2 separate regions of the Homo sapiens genome follow, and region 1 is linked to region 2. A link is an interaction called in ENCODE POLR2A ChIA-PET data of the cell type or tissue named here. Cell type or tissue: PC-3. All regions are shown on one strand.

Region 1 (4,000 bases), 1.2 Mb before region 2:
AGATGTGGAGGTGGAAGACAGAGATATTGATGATCCTAACCCAGTGTAGGCCTAGGCTAATATATATGTTTATGTCTTAGTATTTAATAAAAGAGTTCAAAAGTTAAAAAATGTAAATAGAAAACAAACTTATGGAATAAGGATATAAAGGTAATATTTTTGTACAGCTATACAATGTTTGTGTTTTAAGCTAAGTATTATTTTTAAAGATTCAGAAAGTTAAAAATTAAAAGTTTATAAAGCATTAAAGTTTCAGTAAGCTAAGTTTAATTACTACTGAAGAAAGAAAATTTTAAAAATAAACTTTGTGTAGCCTAAGTGCACAGTATTTATAAAGTCAGCTGTAGTGTTCAGTAATGTTCTAGGCCTTTACATTCACTCACCACTCACTCGCTGACTCACCTAGAACAACTTCCATTCCTACAAGCTCTGTTCATGGTAAGTGCTAATTATATTTTTACTCTCCTTTTCTGTGTTTAGATATACAGATACCATTGTATTACAGTTACCTACAGTCTTCAGTTCAGTTACATGCTGTGCTGGTTTGTAGCCTAGGAGCAATAGGCTATACCATCTAGCCTTGGTGTATAGTAGGCTATGGCATCCAGTTCGTGTAAGTATACTCTATGATGTTCACGCCATGATGAAATTGCATTTCTCAGAATGTATCCCAGTTGTTAAGCATGACAGTATGTGAAAACTGATGGCATCATGAAAGAACATGGCGTGTTTAGGGAATGTGGCTAGACTGTGGAGTTTGTGTGTTTTTTGGTGGTGCTAGTGCTGGGAGACAAAGCCAACTGTAGGATTTGCATAGTAATCTTTGAAATGCAAAAGCCAGCTCTTGTGGTTCTTTTGGTATGCTGTGTACTAGCACATTACCAGGTAGCTTTAGACACTTGATAAATATTTTTTTGATGAAACATGAAGCTGGGGGTAGCCAGCTCTTTGATCAGGATAGGAAAATATGAGTAATCCCTTCAGAACTGTGTTTATTTATCATTTATCAAGCATTCATTCAACAAATATATACTGAGGCTGCTGTGTTCAGGGCAATGAGGGAAATATAAAGATGTTTCTTCCCTGTTTTGTGCAGTGCCTCTTCCCTGAGTTCAGTTTTATTAGATTTTTCTTTTCGGAAGTGTTAATTCTATGCCTTTTTTTTATATTTTATACATGCTTGCTACTAAAGTATTGTGTAGTTATTTTTGTCTCTAAAAGGTTCAGAACCATTTTAACCCACTTCAGTGCTTTATTTCAGGAGTTCTCACTGCGTTTTGAGAAAGTACAGATGCTCAAATAGCTGATGTTTTTCTGTGACCTGTGCCTTTCCAGCCAGTATTTATAAGGTCAAGAAGGCAAAATATGCAGAATTATAGATGTGACAGCTGATTTGTACTGAACTTTTTAGGACTAACATATCTTAGCTGCCATTCTTTACTTATAGTTGATGCAAAGAGAACATTGTTTAGCAGTAGCAAAGAAAAACTTAACACTGAAAGTAAAATAGAAATTTCATTCTTAAAAATTGCACTCCTGGTAATATGTCCTTTTACCCTTGTGCAGAAGAACATCCAAACTTGTTCTTGAGGATTATTTTAAATGTATAATCATTTCCCCCTTCCCCCTATTGAGTAACCTCCATGTGTCAGCACTATGCTGGGTATTGGGTTACAACAGTAAACATCACACTTCTTGTCTTCAGGGAAGTAAAACAGTTGTCCCTCAGTGCTGGCTGTGCATTAGCTATACAAGTAAGTGTTTAAAAAATACAGATGCTAGAGTCCCTGTCCTGGAGATTCTGACTCACTGGTTCTAAGGTGGGTAGGTAAGATTACTGACAAGTTAATAGGAAATTACAGTTCTCTGAAGTAGGGCTCTGGGATAGTTTATGAGCACAGAAGAGGATTGCCTAGCTTAGTCTTAGAAGGTTACGGTTGATGGAGGGGTGGGGAGGGTATGAATACAGAATGTAAGGCAAAAGCCTGTCTTGGATTTGGGGGAATAACATGTATGGACTGCAAGAAGAAAGAGCATGGGAAGTTGGTAGTTTTTTGTGGGTGGAACATAGAAGCGGAGGCAAGCAGCAGTGAGAGGGGAGACTGGAGAAGCAAGCAGAGTCCAAATCATTCAGGGCTTTGTCTGCTGGGCCAAGAAATTTGAATTTTATCCTGTAGACATTTGGAGCCATTGATGAGTTTTAAGTAGTGGGGTGATGTGATAAGATTTATTATGCTTTCATATAATCGCTCCTGCTGCTCTGTGAAAAATGGCTTTGAGAGAAATATGAAGAGAATTTGTAGACTTGCAAAAGTCTAGGTAAGAAGTGCCAGTGGCGGGGGAATGAAGAGAAGTGGACAAATTCCAGAAATAACTTCATTTGTAGAACACACTGAACTTGGTTAAAAATAAATGTGTCTATTTGGGGGAGGGGTTGAGGGACATGAAGTAACAAAGACTGGGTTCTTAGCCTGGGGTCATGGGAGGGATGGAGGTACCATTCACTAAGATGGGAACACAAGAAAAGGCAAATTTGACAGAGGAAGGTGATAAAGTCACTTTAAATATATTGAGTTGGTAGTGGCAAAAAGACATCTAAATAGAGTTGTCAACTAGATATTTGAGCAAATTGTCTGAAGCATGGAAGCAGGATCTGGGCTAAAGATTTGGGAGACATGGCCGGGTGCGGTGGCTCACGCCTGTAATCCCAGCACTTTGGGAGGCCGAGACAGGTGGATCACAAGGTCAGGAGATCGAGACAATCCTGGCTAACACAGTGAAACCCCGTCTCTACTAAAAATACAAAAAATTAGGGGGGTGTGGTGGCGGGTGCCTATAGTCCCAGCTACTCGGGAGGCTGAGGTAGGAGAATGGCGTGAACCTAGGAGGCGGAGCGTAAAGTGAGCCGAGATCGCGCCACTGCACTCCAGCCTGGGCGACAGAGCGAGACTCCGTCTCAAAAAAAAAAAAAAAAAAAAAAATTTGGGAGACATTTTCATATTGATAGTAACTGAAACTCTACAAGTACATGAGATGATTTAGTGTGTATATATAGAGAGAAGGTCTAGGATGGAATCCTTAGAAGCACTAACGTTTCAGGAAAAGAGAAGAGGGGGGCTTATGAGACTGAGAAGGAGTGGTAAAGGTAAGAGGAACATCAAAAGAGTGAATTGTCATTTAAGGCAAGAGAACTTTTTGAGAAGGAAAGAGTGATGAACAGGATTAAATGTCACGGAGAGGTCAGTAAGACATTTCCATTTGCTTTAACAACAAACATGTTACATCAGAAGGGAGAGCAGTTGGATGGTATGGAGAGAAGAGGGTTGAAGAGTGTGAAGTAAAATAATCATGAATAGGCAATTGTTTCAAAAAGTTTGAGAAAACAGAATAGGCAGATAGGTGGTAGCTGGGAGTGGAGGGGTTGAAGAATTGCTGAGACAGGAGAAATTTGATCATTCTGTTCATTTCTTCCTGGAGTAATCATTTAGTAAGAGTCTTCTGTGAGACACACTCTGTGTTACATGCTGAGAATAGATCCCAGTCCACATGGATCTTAATTCTAGTGAAGTAGCTACCCAATAAAAGAATAGCAAATAAAGAATTAGAAGGGCTCTGAAGGAAGTAAGCAGCAAGCTGTGGTCAGGAATAACAGTGAGGCCCTACTTAAGATTGTGTGGTCAGAAAAGGCCTCTTTGAGAAGGTGTTATTTTAAACTGAGATCCGAAGGATGTGAAGGAGACAGGTGAGAAGAGCCTAGGAAAGAGGATTTCATGCAGAGAGAGCGTCAAGTGCATTAGCTCTGGGATGGGAAAGAGCTTGGGTTATTCTAGAAGCCAGCAGGAACAGGAGGTTTTTATGGCCATAGTGAGGTGAGTTAGGGAAAAACAGTATAAATGAGATGGTGCTGAAGAGATAGGAAACTTGAGACCAGTTGGGTCGTTTATGCCATGGTATTAATTTGTATTTTATTCAGGAAAAATGGAAAGCCTTTGGAAGATTT
Region 2 (4,000 bases):
CGCAGTCTCACTCTGTCACCAGGCTGGAGTGCAGCAGCAATCTTGGCTCACTGCAACCTCCAACTCCCAGGTTCAAGCGATTCTCCTGCCTCAGCCTCCTGAGTAGCTGAGATTACAGGTGCGCGCCACTGCACCCAGCTAATTTTTGCATTTTTAGTGGAGACTGGGTTTCACCATGTTGGCCAGGATGGTCTTGATCTCTTGACCTCGTAATCTGCCCGCCTCAGCCTCCCAAAGTGTTGGGATTACAGGCGTGAGCCACCGCGCCCAGCCGAGAATACTCTTTGTTGAGATGAGATCTACCTATAATTTCCAATTCTTCCAGTCTTAACAGAAACCTCTCAAAAGCTTCCAAATAATTCCACCCCTGCACAAGTGAATGTCCCCACTTCCCCCAAGGGAAGTGATGCTTAGCCGTAAGGAACCACTCTGCCACCTGGTGGCTATGCCTAAAACTGCAACATCCCCACCTCTAGCCCCGACCCTAGTCTACCACCTGCTGTCCTCATGCTGCAACAATGGGAAACCCTGCCCAGTGGATTAAAAAAGTAGAAACTCACTTTGGGAGGCAGAGTTGGGTGGATTGCCTGAGCTTAGGAGTTCGCGACCAGCCTGGCTAACATGGTGAAACCCCATCTCTACTAAAATACAAAAAATTAGCTGGGCGTCATGGCGTGCCCCTGTAGTCCCAGCTACATGGGAGGCTGAGGCAGAAGAATTGCTTGAACCCGGGAGGCAGAGGTGGCAGTGAGCCAAGATTGTGCCACTGCACTCCAGCCTGGGCGACACAGTGAGACTCCATCTCAAAAAAAAAAAAAAAAAAAAAAAAAAAGTAGAAACGATAATTATGGCTGGGGGATGAAGGTGCTAATCACAAATCAGGAGCTTTTATCTAGGGGCAGAGAAGAGACACTACCGGGGCAGGGAACAACTGAAGATTTGTTACAAAGCCAGTTCATGGGAGCACTTAAGTATCACATGCAGTCAGATGAGATACTATAGTCAGGAGGAGGAGAAAGCTTGTAGGGCAAGTATCAGAAAGAGATTCCCAATTAATAGAAAGGGAGCAAACACCCTTTGTAGAAAACAGTTGGAAATGGCTGAAATAGCAGAAAAGGGCCAGGCACAGGTACCTGCTGAAAATTCACACAGGAAAAGGCAATATGGCAGAGAAGGACTTTGAGCCACATGTGATGGGTGGAAAAAAAACAATTAGGTAAGAGGCCAAAGGTAAAGATAATGGGTAATAAGCAGAGACTTTGAAAAGGGAAAGGTATAGGAAAATTCCACTGCAGACTGTCCAATAAAGGTGGGAGAATAATTGAGGAGGAAGAGGAAGAACACCAAAGATAATCAGTATAACGGCATTTATTATTTATTGAGCACTTATTACATAACAGATGGGGCTCTAGATGTTTCACATGTACTTTGTACTAGTTTGTTTAATCCTACATCTACTCTATGAGATACATATTAACTTCCATTTTACAGATGAGGAAATTGAGGCACAGAGGTTAAGGAACTTGCCTAGGGTCACAGGGTAGTGCTAGCCAGGGATTTGAGCCCAATCTGGGCATGTGCTCATAATTACTAGACTATATACTGCCTGCCCTGGTGTGAGAAGAGAAGTAAGGCATAAAGTAGAAGGAACAAAAAGAAGAGAAGTCATAAAAGAGGCTGTTTGAAGGAAATCTAGAAGCATTCACTTTTTTTTTTTGTTCATTTTTACTTTTATTTAGTCATTAAGTCCTTGGACTCATAGTAAGGCTTGATGCCATATTGGTGTCACACTGCCAAGCGATCCAAAGCATATGTTAGCCTTCTATTTCAACTTCTTCGTTTACTAATGTATCACTGGACCCAGCAGGCAGCTCATCCAGACAATTTCAGTAAGGCATTTTGGTGCATAATAGGCCACAGTCCTTATAAAGTATCCAGTTTGTCTTACAGCTGAGAGATTTGAACCTGCTGTAGATGTGTCACAGCTAAATTCTTGAATGGATTTTTATCATCGGTGCCACCTCTTCCTCTGCCTCTTCTTGGTCTTTCCCAGCCACCAGTGTGACCCAGCTGGTGACTAAGAGTTGACTAATTTTACTCTGCAATAAGGGCTGGCACAACCAAACACAGGATGTATAATGATGAGCAACAAAAGAACATTAAATATGTGCTATTAAATAAGATACTGTATCTAGAATCACTTTGCAGTACTGGAACTTTCTTTGCAAATGTATAGTGTATTCAAGCATGTAAAAATGCCTTTCTAGTCAAATAAATACTTTAAAACAAACCTCTTCTATTCTGAGAATCAGTGAGGTAGTAAAACATTTCCTCTGGTCCCTATACAACTTTTCAAAAACATGTCCCTATGATATAAGCTTGTTGAGAGTCAAACTTTTATTCATTGGCTTTTCCTGAATCTAGGAATTTGGCAAAGTTTCCTCTCAAAGAAAGCTGTGCAGAGTTCCCCTCAGTGGCTTGTTTTTGTTCACATGTCTAGGAACCGTGCCCTTTCTCACACCAGCTTGTTTTGGGCAGAAAGATCTTCAGTTCCCAGGGTTCCCTCTGAACCCTTGTGTGAAGGATTCAAACTGGCAATTCACCAAATGTCTGTAAAGACAGGGCCTCCATTCGGCAATGTTCCACAATCGCACCCCTGTGTTCTTGCAGAAGTGGTGGGTGGATGCCATCTGGTTCAAGGGATTTATTTACATTTACTTTATTATTGAGGTCTGGAACATCCCATGGGCTTAGCACTATTTAATAACCCTGACCTGTCTCCTACAAAAGAAACCTTCAGAGTGGGAATCTCTCCAACATTTTCTTCCAGCTGACCCCCTTGTCATTTCACTCACTCACTCACTCATTTGAGACTCACTCTGTTGTCCACTGATGGCTCATTGCAGCCTCGCCCTCCCTGGCTCAGATGATCCTCCCACCCAACCTTCCTAAGTAGCTGGGACTACAGGTGTGTGCCACCATGCCTGGCTAATTTTTAAATATTTTTTTTAGAGACAGGGTCTCCCTATGTTGCCCAGGGTGCTCTCGAACTCCTGGGCTCAAGCGATCCTCCTGCCTCAGTCTCCCAAAGCGCTGGGATTACAGGCATGAGCCACTGCGACTGGCATCTTTTTATGCATTTGAAGAAACTTTGATTATTAGTCCTCAGAGTGCCCTGCATGGTGCTTCTCAAATTCCATCCTGAGCCCTCTGAGGCCTTGCTGGCGCCTGCTGACATCTTCCTGGGCTCCCATGTTCTGGGCTTCGCTGCTGCTGCTGCTGCTGCTGCTTTCCCGAGATGACTTTTTAGAATAGAGTGACCAGGTATTTGCTCAGGCGCCTGTCCCCTCTGACTCAGGCACACGCTCTTCATAGAAATATTATCCTAGAGTCAGTTTTCAGGCCTCCTATGGGTTGCTTTATTCTGTACAGAGTTTCTGCCTGCTGCTCATCTAAGTGCCCACAACTGGGCACAGCTCATGCTCGTCTACACGTGCAGTGAATTTTTGACTTCTGGAGGTGTTCCCCTGCTCCCCGTTGTAACCCCTTGGTTTTGGGTTGTAATTATGTGGTGCTGCACTGACCACAGGGGGCTTGTCACGCCTTTCCTCATCACAGAACTCACTCAACCAGTTCCTGTCCCGAGGTCTGACATTAATCTGCTTTGGGAAGTCTTCCCCAAGTCTGACAACTGCAACCTGCCTTGATGGCATATTCTGCCAATGGGTGTTGGGAATAAAAACATGTTTTTATTACAAACACCTATGGGGATAGCAGGTCTCTCAGCACTCACAGGCTCCAGCCTTGTTCCCTCAAAAGTTCCCTTTGCTTACTTCCTTTTTCTTTTTCTTTTTTTGAGACAGAGTCTCACTTTGCTGCCCTGGCTGGAGTGCACTGGCACGATCTCGGCTCACTGCAATCTCCGCCTCCCAGGTTCAAGCGATTCTCCTGCCTCAGCTTCCCGAGTAGCTGGGATTACAGGTGTGTGCCATCACACCTG

Evidence for each region. Peaks named below come from ENCODE experiments on the same cell type or tissue, not always from the same donor. Only the 100,000 strongest peaks of a DNase experiment are listed, where the experiment ranks them.
Region 1: POLR2A ChIA-PET joins it to region 2 with 5 read pairs; 1 of 35 experiments calls an interaction of 5 or more read pairs at or near these places.

What each region holds. Positions count from the first base shown.
Region 1 is chr6:38,506,810-38,510,809 of GRCh38, reverse strand. The region is part of intron 6 of BTBD9 (BTB domain containing 9); the gene reads left to right. Among named protein-coding and RNA genes, the nearest start is that of BTBD9-AS1, 27 kb to the right of the region's middle. In PC-3, no CTCF peak of the experiment used is centred here; DNase peaks (open chromatin) are centred at 919 and 1,719; H3K27ac peaks cover 1,650 bases.
Region 2 is chr6:37,322,373-37,326,372 of GRCh38, reverse strand. All of the region lies in intron 12 of TBC1D22B (TBC1 domain family member 22B), which reads right to left. Among named protein-coding and RNA genes, the nearest start is that of RNF8, 30 kb to the left of the region's middle. In PC-3, a CTCF peak has its summit at 447 (motif pointing left); DNase peaks (open chromatin) are centred at 442, 2,062 and 2,852; H3K4me3 peaks cover 508 bases; H3K27ac peaks cover 3,182 bases.